Regions from separate parts of the Homo sapiens genome. Here all the other regions are linked to region 1. The links are chromatin contacts, found by Hi-C or POLR2A ChIA-PET in ENCODE. All regions are on one chromosome and are shown on one strand. Each heading gives the region's core, a stretch centred on a gene start or an enhancer-like site at or near the end of the contact. The rest is flanking DNA. Distances are from core to core; before and after follow the strand shown.

Evidence for each region. A loop is a pair of places that touch in the nucleus more often than their neighbours do. ChIA-PET counts read pairs that join two places held with the same protein, here RNA polymerase II (POLR2A). Pooled maps may share reads with other maps.
Region 2: a loop to region 1 is called in a map of B cell, with 5 times the contacts of the local background. The contact joins the enhancer-like site here to the promoter of NRIP1 in region 1. A Hi-C loop is called at or near these places in 5 of 168 maps with a recorded cell type or tissue (B cell, GM12878, K562 and 2 more), 21 of 37 single-sample maps with no recorded cell type and 11 of 50 pooled maps. POLR2A ChIA-PET finds 5 or more read pairs at or near these places in 1 of 52 experiments (activated naive CD4-positive, alpha-beta T cell).
Region 3: a map of B cell shows a loop between it and region 1 (6-fold over the local background). The contact joins the enhancer-like site here to the promoter of NRIP1 in region 1. A Hi-C loop is called at or near these places in 3 of 168 maps with a recorded cell type or tissue (B cell, CD8-positive, alpha-beta T cell and naive thymus-derived CD4-positive, alpha-beta T cell), 21 of 37 single-sample maps with no recorded cell type and 11 of 50 pooled maps. POLR2A ChIA-PET finds 5 or more read pairs at or near these places in 3 of 52 experiments (CD4-positive, alpha-beta T cell, activated CD4-positive, alpha-beta memory T cell and naive thymus-derived CD4-positive, alpha-beta T cell).

Annotation. Positions count from the first base shown.
Region 1 is chr21:15,063,411-15,067,214 of GRCh38, forward strand. It overlaps NRIP1 (nuclear receptor interacting protein 1), which reads right to left and starts at 1,590. Exons shown (of 4, transcript NM_003489.4): 1 at 1,335-1,590. It overlaps LINC02920 (long intergenic non-protein coding RNA 2920), which reads left to right and starts at 3,660. Exons shown (of 2, transcript NR_186411.1): 1 at 3,660-3,802. RefSeq lists silencers at 822-1,681, 1,932-2,111 and an enhancer at 2,442-2,491.
Region 2 is chr21:14,761,368-14,765,102 of GRCh38, forward strand. No RefSeq gene overlaps it. Among named protein-coding and RNA genes, the nearest start is that of ASMER1, 160 kb to the right of the region's middle. RefSeq lists enhancers at 1,713-1,832, 1,993-2,122, 2,173-2,232, 2,363-2,422. Within about 2 kb of position 1,929, at least 7 of the 41 ENCODE cell types and tissues checked have a DNase peak (open chromatin) inside an H3K27ac peak, as active enhancers do; they include B cell and GM12878, where a contact is called at or near this core.
Region 3 is chr21:14,674,532-14,678,553 of GRCh38, forward strand. LOC105372738 (a long non-coding RNA gene) reads right to left here. Exons shown (of 2, transcript XR_937589.2): 1 at 3,947-4,022; 2 at 2,154-2,549. Among named protein-coding and RNA genes, the nearest start is that of SAMSN1-AS1, 94 kb to the left of the region's middle. RefSeq lists a cis regulatory region at 3,063-3,459. Within about 2 kb of position 1,425, at least 8 of the 41 ENCODE cell types and tissues checked have a DNase peak (open chromatin) inside an H3K27ac peak, as active enhancers do; they include B cell, CD4-positive, alpha-beta T cell and CD8-positive, alpha-beta T cell, where a contact is called at or near this core.

The DNA.
Region 1 (3,804 bases), core at 340-2,839:
CTGTCTCTTCAACAAAGGTGGAAAACTGATGATTAAACACTGAATAATGCCACCCACTTACTAAACCTATGATTCACTAATAAGCAGGTTCAATGCAATTCATAACTTTAAAGAATGAATTACCGAAGCCCCTTGCTTCACAAATTCCCCCAAGAAACAGAAAGAGCATTCATCACATATAACCCGACAACCATTTTTACTATGGACACCTACAGATGGCTTCTCTTCCTCTAAGGACACAATTTCCTTCACAATCCCACATGTAATCATTTACAATACCAGAAACAAACTCCAACTCAGTTCCACCAACTGGGTTTTTAAAAATCCTTGTGCCTAAGAACGTCTTTTTTCCCCAAAGTAAAATGTGCCATTAAAAAATATTTTTAAAACGCAAAAGTGCTTATCATTCCGTACTTCTTTTACTACCTTCAGCAGCCAATTATTGACGTGATAAAAGGTAGAAACTCCTGGAATGCTTCAGAGATCAACATGTGTCACAGACTCCCAGCCTGTCCGCCTCTAAGACACAGTTGGTTCCTTTGTTCCTTCTGACTGAACACCAACTCCTGATCAAAATTGGGAAACTACTTTGGAAGGGATGGGAGGGTCTGCAGAATACATCCACGGAAACCTTCATAAAACAATATTCAATCGTAATAAGGTGGACACAGAAGAAGGGAGAAAAGGCAGCCTCCCGGACTTCCACCGGGCTCACCCTAAATGGGGGCCGGCCCCTGGCTCCTGGTAAAATGATGGCTGAGGCCTCGGGTCCGTGAGCCTCGCCATCGGGAGGGGACCGCGAGTGCGGGCAGAGCGGCCCGGGGTCGGGTGGGGGCCGGGCGAGCTGTCCCTTTTCCTATTCACTTTCCCAGCCGGGTATCCAGCGAGCAAGGAGCAGGGAGGCACCCAGGCGAAAGGCGCCGCCCAGGATCCGGCTGGACAGCAGGACGGAGAGCGGCGAGGCGAGCGGTGCCCGGGGTTCGGGACCGAGAGGGCAAGCGAGCGGGGGCAACCCCGACCCGGCCCCCCGAGTCCGGCCCCGCTCAGGGGCCACGCGACGGCCGCCCCCTTGCCCAGAACTGGCACGGACGGGCGGGCCGACCCGGGGCCACTCCACAACTTGCCGGCCCGCCGCCCCGGCCCCCCGCGAGAACCCGGAGACTCGAACCAGGCAGCAGAGGCAGGATTTCCCCGGAAACGCGCCCTCCCCGCCGCCCCGACGCCCCCGCGGCCCTGCCAGCCAAGCGAGAGCCGACGCGGGCCGCGCTCCCGGGCCGTTTCCGGCGGCGCCGGCGGCCGCTACTCCTGGCGCCCTGGCCGCGGCCGTCACTCACCCCAGGCCGCCGCGGCTCCCAGCCTCCGGCTCCGTCAGGCTCGGTCCGCGAAGGCGCCTGCCGCCCCGTCCTGGCCCGGCGCCCCGGCGAGCTCTTCCCTCCGACCAGCGGCGCTCACGGCGCAGCGGCGGACGCGAGGCCACGGGCGGACGGGCGCGCGCGGGTGGCGGGCGGGCGTGGGGCCGGGTCGTCCCTGCGCCTCGCCGCCGCCTCCTCCGCCGCCGCCTCCCGAGTTCGGGGCTCTGCTGCAATGTCTGCGAGGCTGACTTTGAGCGCCTCGCTCACCGCCCGCCCGCAGCCGCGCTCCTCCCTCCGCCGCCGAGTCCGCCGCGGCCCAGTCCCTCCCCTCGCCGCCCCACGCCATTCAGCTCTTCAGCCAAGTTTCTTAACCCTTTTCTCCCCCTCCCTCCCATTGTCACCCGGTCAGGAGGAAGCCGCGCGGATCCGGGCGGCTCACAGGAGCTGCGGAACCCCCTCTGTTTCGTGGATTTCCTTCTCGCCTGCTCTCCGGGTGTCCCAGACGGGGCTGCAAGACCCGGAGGCAGCGAGAGGACCGCGTCCCCGAGAGAGGGGCTGCACGGCGCGCCCGGGCCGTCCCCCGGGCTCCCAGCTCTGTCCAGCCGCCCGCGACCGCTGCAGGCGCCTGGACAGCTCCTCCTGGGGACCGGGGAAAGCGCTCTTGGGACCCAGGCCGAATGCTCCCGTTTGGGCACAGCCTGGGGGCCGGGGCGCCCCAGACGCTCCAGGGTCCCCGCCTGCCTTAAGCGTCTACCTCCTCCCCTTCACCCCACAACACGCGCTCTCTGGGCCCCCTTTCACCCACCCACCCCCAATTTCTATCTCCTTGTAATCTGTGTGTCCTGCTTTAATGTTGGGGGGCACGGGCGCGAACTCTGGGTCACTTTGACCCCACGCCCAGCACGTAGTAGGCGCCCAGCACTCGTGTGGAGCGACTCTGGGAGGAAAACTAGGAAGGAGACCTGAGGAGCGCCCCGCTCAGCTCCCTGGACAGACGTAGGACCCAGGAGCAGGGTTAATCCTCGGCTGCTTTGTCACTGCGAAGTCTCCAGCGGAGTCTGTCAGCCAATCTGCATCATCCCCGGGAAGGATCTGACCCAACAAGACAAGGGAAAAGGAGCAGGGCTGCTACTTCTTCAGCAGCTCTCCTCGGTTCGGTCTCCGAATAAGAAATAACAATTACATCACGAGGCCGGGGCGGCAGCGCGGTGGAGCCTCTCGGTTTCCTGCAGCCTAATCTCACTGAACCCGCCTCTAAATTGGGGGGGCCACAGATTGGTGAAACGAGAAAGTGGAAGGAGGAGAGAGTCATACGAAACCATAATTTCCCCTTATCCTTGTATTTGCTGTTTGAAAAATCGTATCCTCAACGCTCCCCAGACATCTCACTAGAACTATTAACACCCCCTCAACACCTCCCCAGATGTCAGGTTTCTTTTTGACTTGAGCATCTAGCATTTAGTAATTCGCCATGAAAAAAATTACCAGGGGAAGCGAGTGTTGTTGCTGAAATTGTTTTTGCTTGACACAAAAAAGCTAAAGTACAGCTTAGTCTCACCCGAAATTCTGAAACGGCATGCCCGTGTTAAAACACTTATTACATAAGACAAATGAGCCGATGAGGCACTCCATTCTTATATGTAGGTTTTCATATCCTGAAGAATTTGATAGCATTTGGAAATGAAGTTGCTAATGCGCTTAAAAAACAAAAACTATCCAAGTCATGAAACTGTATTCTGTGCCTGTTATGTAATGGCTGTATTGTGTATTGCAAATTTCACTTAACCTTTAAACAATATGAATGAGAGTTTTAGAATACTGTCACAGTCTTGAAAGTGAAAGCAATTTTTCAAATTAATGCTTAATAAATTCAGCACCCAGCACAGTGCCGGGCACATAGTGCCAATGTTTTCCTTAGTGGCAATGGCACATTTTAAAACAATTATTTTTCATCACCCTAGTGATTGAACTATGCAATCTGTTGCCATTTTATATAGTTAAACCTCATATAATATAATACCATATTATTTGCATATACCACAATTCAAAATCTGCTCTAGGCAAAATAAAGTCTGCTGTTTTTTAGTGCATCATTTATTCAGAATTGATACAAAGCAAACCGTTTCAATTCAATGATGACCAGCATAATTGGAGCTTGGCCCTTAGTGGGGGGTCAAACTTTTTTTATGAAAATTATTTTTAACCATTATACAGATTTTTCTACAATGTATTGCAAATGTTTCTCTTAAGCAGTTTGTTGAACGTCATTTAGCATTTTCTTGATAATTCAATGTTAATTTTATTAAAAGTAATTATTGTAGTAGGTTGTAGCGGATTCAGTAAATATATCCAGTTCCTATTCTATATTCTTTCTAGGTGTTAGGAATGCTCCCAGGAGGTACAAAAGCTATCAGTCGCTGCACCGAAGGACTCTAGGATGCTATGACTTAGT
Region 2 (3,735 bases), core at 679-3,178, 300 kb before region 1:
CTAATCTCAATAGCCTGGCCTGTAATAAGAATATAAAATTATAAACGCAAACTTTCAACTCCCAAGTGAAGCATGAATTCCAGAGCCACTGTATATTGAGAGTGGGGAGAAGTGTATGCTTAAGGGTAAGATTCATATTTTATATTTTATCTCCCTGGAGGAACAGCGTCTCTCCTCAAAGAGAGAGCCATCACAGTGTAAAGCATAATACAATGGCAATCAAAGGGGCATCCACAGATAACCATGTTCATTACATTGCCTTTAATTGCTTTAGCCTAAAAGACAGCAGCCCAAAAGTATAGATCCATGGCAGATCATTGTACTTAAACAGTCAAATATGTATCCTTCATATTTTAAAATATAGCCACTGGCCCACCAAATAGGAGTTCTACTGTCCACTTCTCTCACACTGCCTTCTACACAGTATAAAACCTTTCATCTTGACATAATTAGAAGAATCTTCCAAACAAGTAAAACTATGACTTGCTCACATGCCTACTTTTCCCACATGACCGTGGCAAAATCAGATATTGTCAGACAACTTGAGGACCTCAATTCACCATAGAATTTTCATAAAATGGTTAAGAGGTAGGATCCTATGGTTCATGGAGGAAATTTGGGAAGAATTCATGCTTAGGCTAATAAAAAATACAGTTCATTCATTCATCTCCATGAAGACAGGAAAACTATGCCATTCTGATCTTCACTGTATCAATCAATGGTCTGTAATTGTTCAGTAAAAATTCTTCAAATGAAGGAATGTCCAAAGTTGTCTGGATTCAGTCTGTAAAAGAGTAATTAAGCTTTTGCTTTTGCTTAATATACATGCCTTGACAGTATATTAAAGTGCTTAATTAAGCAGCTTTTTTATGGTCACAGAAGTCTTTGTGATATTTAACATTATGAAATCTACATATTCAGAGCCACCTCTAGTCTATAAAATTAAAGTATTTACATATAATTTAATCACATATTTTCTTCACAAAAGGCATTATTTAAGATATGGCAACTAAATCAGAGAATTCTGGACAATTGCTTTTGTTCATAATTTTATCCAAATGATGAAGTTCATAATTACACAATGTTACAGTTATGAATATATTAAGGTAGACCTTAAAAGCTCACAGCAAAAGAGTAACACAGTGTCTGAGATTGTGCAATGTACCAAAGAGGATATTGACTTTACTCTGGATAATACGCAGACAAATTTACATTTATGTCTTAAACTTAACCCCTAACCTTATAAATGATTGAATGCACCCAGTGGCTTATTTTCTGTAAATCAGTAAGTAACCTCAAATGAATGCATCAATTTTCATAATGCATGCATTGTTAGTATCATCTAATATTTTTATTTCAAGTAAATAACCATATTATTCATGCTAGTAGCTGGTACAAACCTTTACCATTCTTCTTAAATTACTTAGCTGGACTCACCCACTCATTTTAACAGATGGCCAAGCCTCCTACCTCACAGAGAAAATAGCAGCCATCAGTCACAAACCGCACCTCTTGTATTATCTGCATGTTCCCCAGCTTTCTCTCCTTCCCTTCTGTCCCAAAGGATGTCTTGCCTGTCTTCCAAAGATAACACTTTAATCTGTACTCCTGATTTCATCTTCTTCCTTTCTTCCTCTCTATGTTTACTGAGTGCCTTCTGATGCCAGAATATTCTAAGCCTGGGGACACAGTGTGAAACAAGACACAAAGCCCCTCTCCTTGTGGACTTTGCATTCTATTATGTGTCCTCCAACGCCTTTTCAATATTCACCACCGTTTTTTGAATCTTCACTGTATCCTCTGTCGTGGCTGTTCTCTTTTAGCTTACAAACCTGTCTAACTTGTCCTCATCCTTAAAATGAATCTGCTTATTTTGCTGAATTTGAAGGCATGTATTTCCTTCCCTTACTGCTGTACTTCTAGAATCAGCTGCAGTTTCTGTTTCTACTTTCACTTCCCTTTTTCACTCCTCAGTGCACAGCTATCTATTTTTCTTTTGTTCTCTGTACTCCAGTGAAACATTTATCCTCAGCCTTTGACACACTCTTCCTTCCCTTGAGTCCTCATGAATCCTAGGACAGAATATAGTTTATTCTTCTGGCTACACTTTTTGCTACTGCTTCATTCTCTGCTTGCAACCTTACTGTTTGACTCCCCAAGATTTCTTCTTTGGCCTTCTTTTCTCATTCTGCCCATTCTTCTTGAATCATCCTACCCACACCCATGGTTTCAACTACTACCTATGTGCTAACAACTCCAAAATTCTGTTTTCAGAGCCTTCTGAATTCCTTATCTATATTTTCAAGTACTCCAAAAGCATTCTCATTTAAATAGCCATATCATGTGCTAAAGATGTGGTACGTATTGCCACAGAGAAACACAGAGAAAATATTACCAGCTGTGATTATAGAAAAGCTCCAAAATCTCAGTGGCTTAATAAAATATGAGTGTTTTGTTGTTGGTGGTGGTGGTGTTGGTTTCATTTTTGCTCACGTAAGGTCCAGTTGGAGGTGGTGGTGGCGGCAGTGTGGTGTAGAGGGTAAAGGTGGTTCTGAGACCCAAGTTCATGAAGAATCTCCCCTCTATTATGTCGCTTGCCAGGTCATTCAAGAAAGTTTTATCCAGCCAGTGGATGGGAAGAGAGTTTGGAAGGGGTGGAAGATTTTATGTGACAGTTTTGGAATTGTTATATTTTCACTCACATTCCATTGAACAGAATTCAGTGACATGGTCCCACCTAGATCCAAAGGGGTTGGAAATGATAGTCCATGTCTGGGCAGCCACTTCATAGCATCCTCTATATTATGCAAGAGGAGCAAATCTTTAGTAGTTGGTTAAAAGTGTTTGCTACAGAAATCCATAGGTGACCTTTCTAGACAGAATTTTGTTTCTGATCAGTTGAATAAGGATCGCGAAGAGTGAAAGTGGAGACGAACAGGGTGATTCTTTTCTGGAAGCACAATGTTAGTGTTTAGGTGCTCATTTAATGTTCTTAGAACCAAAATTTGGCTGTTAGGGAAACGACAAAGCTCAGGAAGCAACTGATTTCTCTACCTTCCATTTTTATTTCCCTTAATCCAAACTTCATATAATTTGAATGTCAGAGTGTCATATGTTGCTGGATATAGTTTGGATGTTCGTCCCCTCCAAATCTCATGTTAAAATGTAATCCCCATTGTTTGAGGTGGGGCCTCATGGGAGGTGTTTGGGTCATGGAGGCAGGTGCCTCATGAATGGCTTGGTGCCATCCCCATGGTAACAAGTGAGTTCTCGCTCTGGTAGTTCATGCAACTGCTGGTTGTTTAAAAGAGTGTGGCACCTCCCTCCACTCACACCATGTGAGAGGCCCACTCCCTCTTTGCCTTCCACCATGACTGTAAACTCCCTGAAGCCCTCAGCAGAAGTAGAGACTGGCACCATTCTTCTTGTACAGCCCATAGAAACATGAGTCAATTAAATCTCTTTTCTTAGTAAATTACCCAGTCTCAGGTATCTTTATAAGAACACAAAAACAACACTAACACGTTGCCCTCCTTCATTCCTTATTATTTTTTCTTTAAATATATAGTTATTTTTCTAATAATAAAAGTATAGATTAATCTTTCCGAAACTCAATTAATTATTTCATTCCCTGAGTTAAGACATTCAATAATATCTCCAATGATTCCAAGAGGAAGTGCGAACACATATGATGTCATGAAAGGCGGTACAATGGCACTCCAGCCAACCTTACCT
Region 3 (4,022 bases), core at 175-2,674, 390 kb before region 1:
ATTTTATTACATTTTACTGCCTTTCATATAAGAACGAGCAAATCATCTAAAGAAAAAGAGGGTGTCAGATACAGGATTCTATTTGGGCTGCAAATATGATAATGCCTTATGCTAACGTGCATAGCTTCGGGTGACAACAAACTGAAATTTATCAAAAACAGGTTGACCTCCCCCTTGTGAAGGATTTTTTTTATTCATTCCAAGAGTTGCTTGCTTATTGCAATTTTGCCTGCTGGTGTGGACATAGCTGAGAGCATCACCTGCCTGCCAAAAAAAGTAAATATGCTGGAAGCTGTTAAGTGGATTAAAACTTGGTACCACAAAGTAGTGCCCAATAACATAGTCAGAAATTCCACCTCAGCCAAAGATGTTCCTAAAAACTCAAAAACAAAAAGGAGAGGAAAGAACATTTTAGGAGGATTTATGAGGTAGAAGATACGAAGAAATTATACAATATACAAGCAAAGAAAACAAATTTTTGAAAATTTGCCAGATAGCTGGAAGCCAAAATTGTGAAAAGAAAAATCCCTATGAGAACTGCTAGTTTTATAAAATATTCTGGGAATTTAAGAAAAGGTAAATTAAATAAATTATGCATTAGTTATATTATAATTATGCTGCTGAGCTGGCATCCTTATTTTCTCCAAATTCTATCAATCAGTCAAAGAAAGTCACAGTGCATGGTCAGATTCAAAGTCACATTGCAATGGATGTAAACACAGACACCAAGAACAATTGCAGTCATTTTGTTGTCAGCCTGCAACTACCAGTAACCAGTGGTTTGATTTCAGGCAGTTCATTTCTCTTGGCCTCAGTTTCTTTATCTCCAAGATATGACTTAGGACTTTCTCTGTAGGATTCCTTACACTCCTCTGTTCCTAAAGCAACAACTTTCAAAACTGCCTTACAGGCAAATTAGAGGACTTTTCTGTATCTCAAAAAATACATATATATATAAACAAAGTGACATGTAGTTGCTTCAGTACGTGTAAAGTTACTTATTAAAAAGCAAAAATGCCATATAGAACATAAAAAGTGAAATAGGAAGATGAAATAAAATCAAACAACATTAAGTTACTATTGCAAGTCGCAAATGATTGAAGATGGCTTGTTTAGCTGTTTGCCAACACTAAACCAAATTGTCCACTTCATGTCCTAAATGGCCCAGCTTGGCACTGGATCATAACCCATATTCCACTTTATAGATTTTTCTTCATCAGTAATTCAGGGTGTGAAAGTGATCGATATTAGAATTACTCAGACTGTTAATATCGTTTAAATTAAATGGTTAATTGCTTCATTTTCTATTTTACTTGGACCATGAAGATTGAACCAATTTTATGAAGCCCAAACTTTAGACAAGCAGGTAGTAAGTGAAGGAAGTCAGTCACCAGCCAACAGCACTTCCTGTTTTCATATGCGGATAAGCAGACTCTCGTTAGAAACCCCAACTGCCAGAGAAGACAAAATGCTTTACTTCTCTCAGACTGACGAGGAAACAGTGGCTAACATAGAAATTGTTATTGTCCAGAAATAAAAACAAGCTTTCTTTAAATGCTAAGGAAAAAAATAAAGATTTAGTATTTTCCTCTGGTTTCATTTGCAAACATCTGTATGCACTGTTTTTCTTCAGGATACACAGTTGAAATGTCATATTACTGGAATCTGGAGATCACTTTGATTAAATTTTGCCTTGCATAAAGCAGGCTAAAAGAAGTTAACCCTAACTGCCTCCACCAATAAGAAAGAATGTATCTGAATTCAGCACAAATGGAAACTTGTAATGTTCTACAGTCAGGTGAGAATGAGGAAATGCTCAGATCTAAAAGGAGCTGTTGCTGTAAGGAAACCATTTCCTTGATATCTGCATGTTCATCATCTTAAGTCTCAGGCCCCCAGACAGCTGTCTCTTCAACTTCAGGAAATTAGACGCCAAAAAGAAGACCTGAAAAACTGAAACATGCTAAGCCTGTACGTTGCACAGGGGCCAGGCAAAACTATATTTAGGATTAATTTTGAGAGCTCTGGGTGGTTTTTGTTTTCTGTGTTGTGTTGTTGTTTTTAATTTGCAGGGAAGCCTGGATGTTAGAGTGATTCGTGTACACATCTTAGGTAGAGAAGCTAATAAGTAGATGTAAAGAAGTAAAACCGAATTCATTAAAACCTAGAGCATTCATTGACTTGTTTATTGCTGAGTGCTGAGTAGCAATCCACACACGGTGCAGTATTTATTTTTTTCAAAACAGAAACCCCCATAACCTATATGATGTTAACAAAGGGAAATTGCAAAACAATAACAAAAAAAGCATTTTGGAAAATAAACTCATTTTCTTCGCATTCTTCTTTCCATTGCTTCTGAAAATGTTTGAAAATCAGTAGCATTATAAACTTTACAGTCTCATTTCCCAAATTGGCTTTCTTCTTTTTCTCCTCCCAATCCTTGGTTATATTTGTCACCTTCTGTTTCTATAGCACATGGCTGAAGACCTAGCATTGCATCTGCAACAAGTACTCTGACTTTCTTCATGAATATAAGTTTACAGGAATGCCTGTATAAAAAAAAAAACCCATAGTAAGAGATTACAAATATCACATCCCTCTTAAATCAGCTTCCTGACTTCCTTTATCCCTTCATGGGTCTGGTATGTCAGCAACACTTGACAATGTGAGGTTAAACTACTTGCTCTGCTTATGATCTCATTCCCTCCTGCTATCTCTTTCAGAACAAAGACCTTATACTATCAGTTGATGAATTTTCAGCCTCTTTGCCTCTACCTGTTATATCACTGCCATCTACACATCAGCTCAAGCCATTCCTGTCTTTAAAAAACACCATCTCTGACCTTAAACCTTCCTCCATTAACCATCATTCTCTTTTTCCTTCCCCTGAAAGCCATGTTCTTGCAAAGACTAATTTATAATCACTTGGTCACTGCATTTATTGTTCAGTCTACCATAATTAGAATTATGTCCCATCATTCTATGGAACGTGATTTGCTGAAGGTTATTAATGATTCAAATTTTTCCAATCTAATACACTCATTGCGGACATCATCTATCTGGAGCTGGTAGCACAGTTGAGAGAGAGCTTCTTTACTCCTAGAGCTGGCTCCTCCCTTGAATGGATAAACCATTCTCCTGGTCTTGTGCTATCTCTTGGACCGTTCGCTCTCAGTCTTCCCTACGGCCTCAATTCAGCTGACTCTGTCTACTGCTTAACATCCCACAGCCACCACTGCTGTCTAGCTCCACTCCTCGATCCCCAGTCCTGGAAACCAGTCTTTGAAATCTTCCCTTTACTCTGGCAATTTTCTCTTCACTCGTCTTGCTGCCTCTATTCTCTTTCACATCCACTTTATCTATCCCCTCACTGTCAGCGTGATCTCTCAAAATATGATGAAACTACTTTTATCTAAAACCTTTAAACTCCTTCCTGGAACTCCTTATCATGTTCCCTTAGCACAAATTTCCCCAGTAGCAACCCTGAATAAGGGTTTACACGCTGATAGTTTATTTGGGAGCACAACGAACACCAACAAGGGAATGGGGAACTGATACACAGACAGGAAGGCAGGGAAGACTAGAGCTTAATCCTGCTACAATATCCTGGGGAATTGCTACAAAACTCATGTCTCCGAGTTATCCTAATGAAGGGAGAAGGTTGTGGGATACATATACAACAAATCTAGTCAGTCTGCTTCTGGGTATGGGGGGACTCACTTCCGCAGCACTTTTGGGAATGGGACGGGGGGACTCACTTCCTTCAGCACTTCTGGCCTACCAAGAATGGCCAGAGAACCTTCTAGAGATCCAACAAAGCCCCAAGGCACAGCTTGAAGTTGGCCCTGGAGCACAGTGAACTGGGCAAGGTACAAAGATATGGTGAGACTCTGACAGAATCTCCAACACGTGGCTTACAAATTTTATTTATGTCACATTATCTTACCCTATCTCTTGTGGCACCCTGACTCGCCTTCTTGCACACACCGTAGGGAAAACCTTGGATCTTGCATGATGTATTG